Regions from separate parts of the Mus musculus genome. Here region 1 is linked to region 2. Evidence: chromatin contacts called from ENCODE Hi-C or POLR2A ChIA-PET data. All regions are on one chromosome and are shown on one strand. Each heading gives the region's core, a stretch centred on a gene start or an enhancer-like site at or near the end of the contact. The rest is flanking DNA. Distances are from core to core; before and after follow the strand shown. Region 1 overlaps Txnrd1 (thioredoxin reductase 1). Region 2 holds the start of Txnrd1 (thioredoxin reductase 1).

What was found. Hi-C counts contacts between places; a loop is a spot of excess contacts on that map. ChIA-PET counts read pairs that join two places held with the same protein, here RNA polymerase II (POLR2A).
Region 1: a map of gastrocnemius shows a loop between it and region 2 (2.6-fold over the local background). The contact joins the enhancer-like site here to the promoter of Txnrd1 in region 2. A Hi-C loop is called at or near these places in 8 of 37 maps with a recorded cell type or tissue (adrenal gland, gastrocnemius, heart and 2 more). POLR2A ChIA-PET finds 5 or more read pairs at or near these places in 4 of 5 experiments (Patski and embryonic stem cell).

Annotation. Positions count from the first base shown.
Region 1 is chr10:82,894,221-82,897,715 of GRCm38, reverse strand. Txnrd1 (thioredoxin reductase 1) reads right to left here. Exons shown (of 15, transcript NM_001042513.1): 15 at 1-1,739. The coding sequence ends at 1,671. Among named protein-coding and RNA genes, the nearest start is that of Eid3, 29 kb to the right of the region's middle. Within about 2 kb of position 1,457, at least 1 of the 3 ENCODE cell types and tissues checked has a DNase peak (open chromatin) inside an H3K27ac peak, as active enhancers do; it is gastrocnemius, where a contact is called at or near this core.
Region 2 is chr10:82,857,941-82,861,005 of GRCm38, reverse strand. Txnrd1 (thioredoxin reductase 1) reads right to left here and starts at 1,800. Exons shown (of 15, transcript NM_001042513.1): 1 at 1,706-1,800; 2 at 376-482. It overlaps Gm38560 (predicted gene, 38560), which reads left to right and starts at 1,998. Exons shown (of 4, transcript NR_156010.1): 1 at 1,998-2,049.

The DNA of each region.
Region 1 (3,495 bases), core at 208-2,707, 37 kb before region 2:
GCGTGTGCATCAACATCTTTTATTGGTTCACATTTTTTTCCAGAAAAATTGTAATAAAAATACATGGAATTGGAATTTGCATTACAATACATTGTGCGATTACAGAATATGAACAATGACGTATACTCCTTCTTGTGGGGGTAGAACATTTCATTCCACTAAGAGAATCACATGATTAGTTACCCTACACTGTCTGTTGTTCTGATCTCAGAGACTGGCAGACTTGAAAGGAAAAAAAAACTTAAAAAATAAATAAATAAAACTGAACAGTCAACTCCCTTGGTTTCCCTGGTCCTTTCTCCTCTTCCCACTGTCTTCAACACAAGGACGGGGGGGCAGGTGTGAGGGAGCCTCGTGGGGCAGGGTGGGTGCTGCTGGCTGGACACCAGGCAAATCCCTTCCCTGAGGTGGCCCAGAAGGGTACTGTGAAACGCCACTCAGTACTGCAGGTGGGGACAGGCAAAGGGGAGGGCAAGAAAAGAAGCTGCAGGGCCAGGCCGTGTATGGTGGGAAACCTGGTTTGTGTAGTCCTCAGCCAGCATGTTCACGGTCATGTAACCTAGGAGCTAAACTACACCGTAAACGCCCCAGCAGCCATGCCGGCAGAGTACTGGCTGTCCTGACAGAGTTCCTGTGGGCTCACTGAACAGAAAAAAAGAAAAACCATTTGGTTTTTCAATGAAAAATCCTTCACATCCACCTGTGTTCAATAATAATAATAACTTACGTTATGAACAGCTTCCTTATGAAAGTAATTACCTCAGAAGATGTATAGGCTGTGTGGAGGAAGAGCCACTTGCCTGTGAATGTAGTTCTTATGGGACACAGCTTAAGACTAAATCCACCTCACAAAAACACCAAGTTTAAAGCAAATTAAGCGTTTTCCACTGAGAACCAGACAATAATTGTACCAGGAGAGACACTCACTGCTGGTCTGCCTCTACCCTGCGATGCTCTAAGCTACCCAAGAGCCATGCGATGCAGTTCAAGTAGATTAGCCAAGTCGCCACCTCCCTTGCTAAGCACACTGCAGGAAACTTGCAAAAGTGGCCAATGGTTTTTCTCGTTTTGGACACAAGACTTATTAAAGGAGACAATGCTACACCAGTTAGTAAAAGCAGACAGTGTATTTTAGTCACAGGGTAATTCGTCTTTCTGGGGATAAATTGGTTTGGCTCTCATAAGCCATCTCACCCACTTCCACACAGTAAAGACTGTTGCAGATGGACCAGCCATGACAAAAACTGATTGCTAATATTCCCTATCTCTAGTATCATTAACCCCATGGAGGAAAAAAGAAAAACAGAATTGACATTAGACAGCTTGAAAGTGAGACTAAGACAATCTACAGGAAAAGGTTGAGCTCAACAGACCCGGCAGCTCTTCTGTCACTGCCCACCACTTGGGCTTGAGGCCAGTGACTTCATGGACGCATGCCTGTGATGCTCTGCCAGATGTCAGTCTGAGTCTGTCATGGTGACCCCAGTGCGATGCTGCAGCCTCCTTCGACCTGCCACCTCCTACCCACAAGATCCCAGGGACCCGGTGGCCTTAGGACAGCACCTTGAATTGGCGCCTAGGACCCAAGAGCCTTCCTGAACTTCACCTGGGCGTGGGCAAGGAAGCAAGGCAATGGTCTGTAGTCTTGGCAACAGCATCCACACTGGGGCTTAACCTCAGCAGCCAGACTGGAGGATGTCTCCCCCAGAGCGCTTCGTCACTGACAACGTTGTGAATATCTGCAGGAAAGAGGAAGGAGAGCATTTCAAACTCCAGAGCAAACAAGTTCACAGACAGCGCCACATACATTACAGTGACTTAGGTGATACGTAAAATAAACAGAACTCAAGTATTCCACCAGAGTCCTCTAGTTCTCCAGAGGATAAAAGGAGGAATGCATTAAAATGAGCTGCTTCCTATATGTGCGAATATTTGGTGGTTAAGGGCATTGTCGACCCTCATTCTTATACAGTGGAAGCTAACCCCACTCACTCAGACTGCAGCCCCCGGAAAGGATGCCATCTGTACTACGGGGGAGTTGGGGGGCAGACTGACTACCTCATTCTGTACCATTTCCTGTTGGTCTCATACAACCTCTCCCCTCGGTTTCCAACAGGGCTCCCGTGCCTCTGTCTGTTCTGTAGCTATCTGGTCATAGCTGAGATACAGTGAGACCCTGCAGGCCATGGTCACCTTACAGGCTGCCCCATCCTGACACACAGACAACATGACAATAGCCAGAAAGGGTCCTCGGGGCTGCTCTTGTCAGCGGCTCCTTGAGGACACAGGATGTGTGCAATCTCAGAGCCACACACAGACGACCCAGCACACCTCCCTCCTCGAATGACACTTTACTACAAACTGAGCATGGCGACTGCTGAGCTGCCCTGGGCCTGTGTGTGTGTGTGTGTGTGTGTGTGTGTGTGTGTGTGTGTGTGTATAAAGCTCACCAGGCCATTCCCTAACGACTTTACTACAAAGATTATACATGTAGCAACAGTGGACTGTTTCCATCCTCTAAGTAGATCAAATATCAGCATGAGCCTAGGGACCTTCACACCATTTCCAGAGGCTCCACCTGCCCTGCCAAGAAGTCTCCTTAGCCAGAGGCCACAGTGTATGTGGAAGGTGCCAGAAGAAGCCGATGCAGACTGCACACATCTTTGCTGACACTTGGAAACAAGCTTTTTTTTTTTTTTGCCAAATAATACACTTTCATTGTTTCTTGGAAAGAAAGAAAAATATTGGTTTCTTAGAACACTAACTTATTTATTTGTCCGTTTACTTGAGACAGGATCTGACTCTGGAGCCTTGACTGATTTTAAGCTCAGGGCAATTCTCCTGTCTCAGCCTTCCAAGTACCAGTGTTCACAGAGGAACACCAATATGTAATACAAGAAGAAAGGAGCAAGAAATCCTCTTGATGTACACTGACCAGAGCAACCAGAATGCAGCAAGCATCCTTTGACCGAAAGGGGATTTCTAACCCTGAGAAAAGCCCTTGCTCTAGCTGAGCCTGGAGTAGACACGGGCTACAACACAGCAAACATTCAGACCTGAGTACTTACGGGCCAAATCTTAAAATATGACTAATTCACACTCAAAATCAAGGGACTATATATAATAGGGAGTTCATCTTTGTCAGTAAGGATGTAAAAACCCCTGAAGTCCTCGTCCCTTCTGTAACCGCACAGAAAAGCACAGTCCCAGCCAATCCCACGCGCTCATTAGCACTCCAACAGTCAGCGCTAGCTAACATGCAGTGAGCCAGCCCAACTGTTTTTGAAAAGGAACACAATTCCTTTGTTTAAAAAAAGATGGGCGTTATGGATGGGGGTGGGAGGTGGGGCGACACTCGACAATGTGGGAACTGTCAGGATAGCAGTAATGTGTATAACTGAAGACGCTATCCAACAAGCTCTTCTCGATGTTTGTGATGGAAGAAAAGGAATGAGCAAGAGTGTCTATTTAAACAGACTTGGCTCCTGAAGCCTG
Region 2 (3,065 bases), core at 551-3,050:
TCTAGGTTCTTTTATATCCACTCAACTCTGAGCTAGAGAAAGAAATGCCTGACGGGAAACAAATTCAACCCATGGGACTCGTGGTTGTTTCCCAGAGCCTGTGTTTCTTGGTACCCCATGCCTCTGAGAATTAAGAGGAAGGTGATAGGGCGGCCTGATGAGGAAGGGGTAAGTATTTCCTGACGCGTTTTTTTCTCAAGACTTCCCCATACTATTCACCCTGACGCTAAAGAATGTAAGAGGGAAAACCCGAGCAAAGGGAACAAAAGAAGAAATGGCTTGGCTTGGCTCCTCCCGGTTCAGAGATCTGAGCACGTGGGTCGCCAGCCTGCAGTGTCCCAGCGCCGGAGATCGGGGAACCTGCGCAGCTCCTACCTTCAGGGCTGGACCATGGCCGCCCTCCGCCGGTCGCACCTTCCGCTGGCTCGCCGCCTCCCGCGGCCTTTCCGCTCGCCCGCGCCGCTGCAAGGCCCCGCCGCCCTCTGTGGCACAAAGCAGAGCGGCAGTGAGCCTTCCTCCGGGCGGGGCTTCCGGGACGCCACGCGCCCTGGGTCACTCTCGCCAGTGGACTCCGACCCTTAAGCAGCCGGGCCAGCAAGACTCCAGGACCCCCAGAACTCAGAAAAGCTCTGCATGGCGGCTAAAAACACCAGCCTCGTAGCCACCTAACATTAACACTGCGTGGTCTGGTTTTTGATCGCTGCGCCGGGTGAATGCAACACCCAGGGCTTCCTGGAATCTGAAACCGCGGGCAAAACGAAGGTCCACAAAGACGCTATCCATCCGCTCTGGATGACATCAGAGGAGGATGGTCCTATTTCACAAAGTAATGAACTCGGAAAAGTCTGGAACTATTGAAAATGTAGCCCACAGCTAAATGAATGAATATGTGTGTGTGTGTGTGTGTGTGTGTGTGTGTGTGTGTGTGTGTAGTGTCAGTATGTCATATATACTGACACCAGCACTTAAAAGCATAGTTATTCAGTACTAGTACCAACAGTGAGATATATTTACAAAGTGCTATAGCATTATATATATATAAACATTTAGTCTTCACAATGTACTTTTAGATGTATTACCAAATTACCATGTCCATTTCATAGGTAAAGGAAACCGAGCTACATATTGTCAACCAACTTGGGCAAGTTCGAGCTGCCGGTCAACATTGGAGGCGAGACTCAATCCAGGCAGGATTGTCTCTGCTCTGTACTAGTCTGCACCGCCTCCTTCAGTTAGGGAAAGGCTGTGCTGTAGTCCCAGCTGCCCTGTTTAACTGCCTGGGTCAAGAAGGGCAAGCCACTAGGAAACATGCGATTGCCAATTCCAAGGAATTTCATGGGGCTTAGGAAGTGGAAACATTTGTAAAGGCATGAAACTCCTTAATGTTATCACGGATTTATATACTTACTCGTCACAGTGTTATATATACCTCAAGATCACTGCTCTACAAAGAATACCCACTTTCTCTGGTTGCCAGGCATCAGCAGACAAGGGCCAGACCCAAGTCCTCATATCCTGAAGCTTGTGACCCGGGCTGTCTTCTGCTTACCCTAGCTTGTTCCCAGCCTGCTCAGTCGCACATTAAACGATCCCCTCCCGGACATTTCCAAAGCACCACCCCGGAGCGATGCTCCCAGGCCCGCCAGCGACCGTCCCGGGCATCCCAGGTCCCCAGCGGTCAGCTCCACGCTGACACAGAGCTTACATGAACAAGGAAGGTGAAACCACCAGCTCTTCTCGCCCCGCGGTGTCGGCGTCCCGCACCTCCCGCGTGGACGCGAGGCCTGACGGAAGCAAACTGAGGATAAAGAGCTGCGGGTTCCTAGTGGCTCCGGGAAGCCACGCCCTGCTCTTAGTAGGCGGGCGAACTGCCCGTGTCAGAATGACAAAGCAAAAATCCAGTCCCCGCGCAGCCCCGGCAACCTGTCCCGGTTGTCCCCGCAAAGTGAGAGCTCCTAATTGGACCGTACAACATCCTCGCTGCTCGGAACCGCCCCCCGACCCAAAGGCCGCGGCTGCTATTCAAAGAATGTTGGGAACCAGAATCGAGTAAGAGTGTGGAGTGAGTAACCCGGGCTCAGCCCTAAGGCGCTGCTATCTACACAAGCTTGCGTTAGTCACATGAGGAATTTTAAAAATATTGACGCCCGGCACCCATACAGACGATCTGATGCCCCTGGCACTGGCTGTGACCCTGCCAAATAGTTGTTTTCTTAAAAAAAAAAAAAAAAAAAATCCAAAAGTTAATCTAATTGACTGCAAAGGCGGCAGTGACCTAAGGTAATGGATTAGTCAAGTCTGGTGATTCTCTTAAGGAAGTTCCCTGGTTTTTTAAAGCTATGCCTACTTCATCCTGAGTTACCCTGAGAAGAAATGACTAGTTCCCCTTACAATACTTCCTCCTCGTCCCAATCGGGCTTGGGGGTTCACCTTAAGGAAAACACTTGGCACACCACCACCAGCATCGACCAAAGAAGGCCTTGTCCTTTCATGCCTCCTGCCTCTAGGCTACTAAGAATGCTTGGTGAATGAATGAATGAATTGTCTGACCCACTATGGAAAAAAAAAAAAAAAAAAAACTAGGTGAGAAGGTTGCCAGCCTGAAGCCACGCCTTCTGAGAACTGGCCTCCCCACTTTCCTTCTAGGCTCTTCCAAGGTGACAGTAAGAAACTTGCATAAACGGACACACAGGCTGCCAGGCTGACCAGATACTTAGCCCACACTGCCCGCTGCTCATTTCTTGTGTGTGTACAAGCAGTGCTTGAACCGGAGCAGCCCCTGATACGCAAGTGTCAGGACTGGCTACAAAGTGTCTAGCTCCAAAGTGTTCAGGGCAAACGTAGTTAAGGACCAAGGGATGGCAAATCTGATTACCCCTGGCTCCCCAGCCAAGCTCTGTTTGCCGTATTTCAGGCACTGCACATTGGGACAGTCTGTAAAGGAAGGTCATGAACACCCCCTTCTTAAAAATACAGACAGTGCAACTTGTTTCAAGAGTACGACAGGGTAGAGAGAGGCTCTTCTATCACTAAGTTACAATAATGTACTAATGCTGTGATTATAG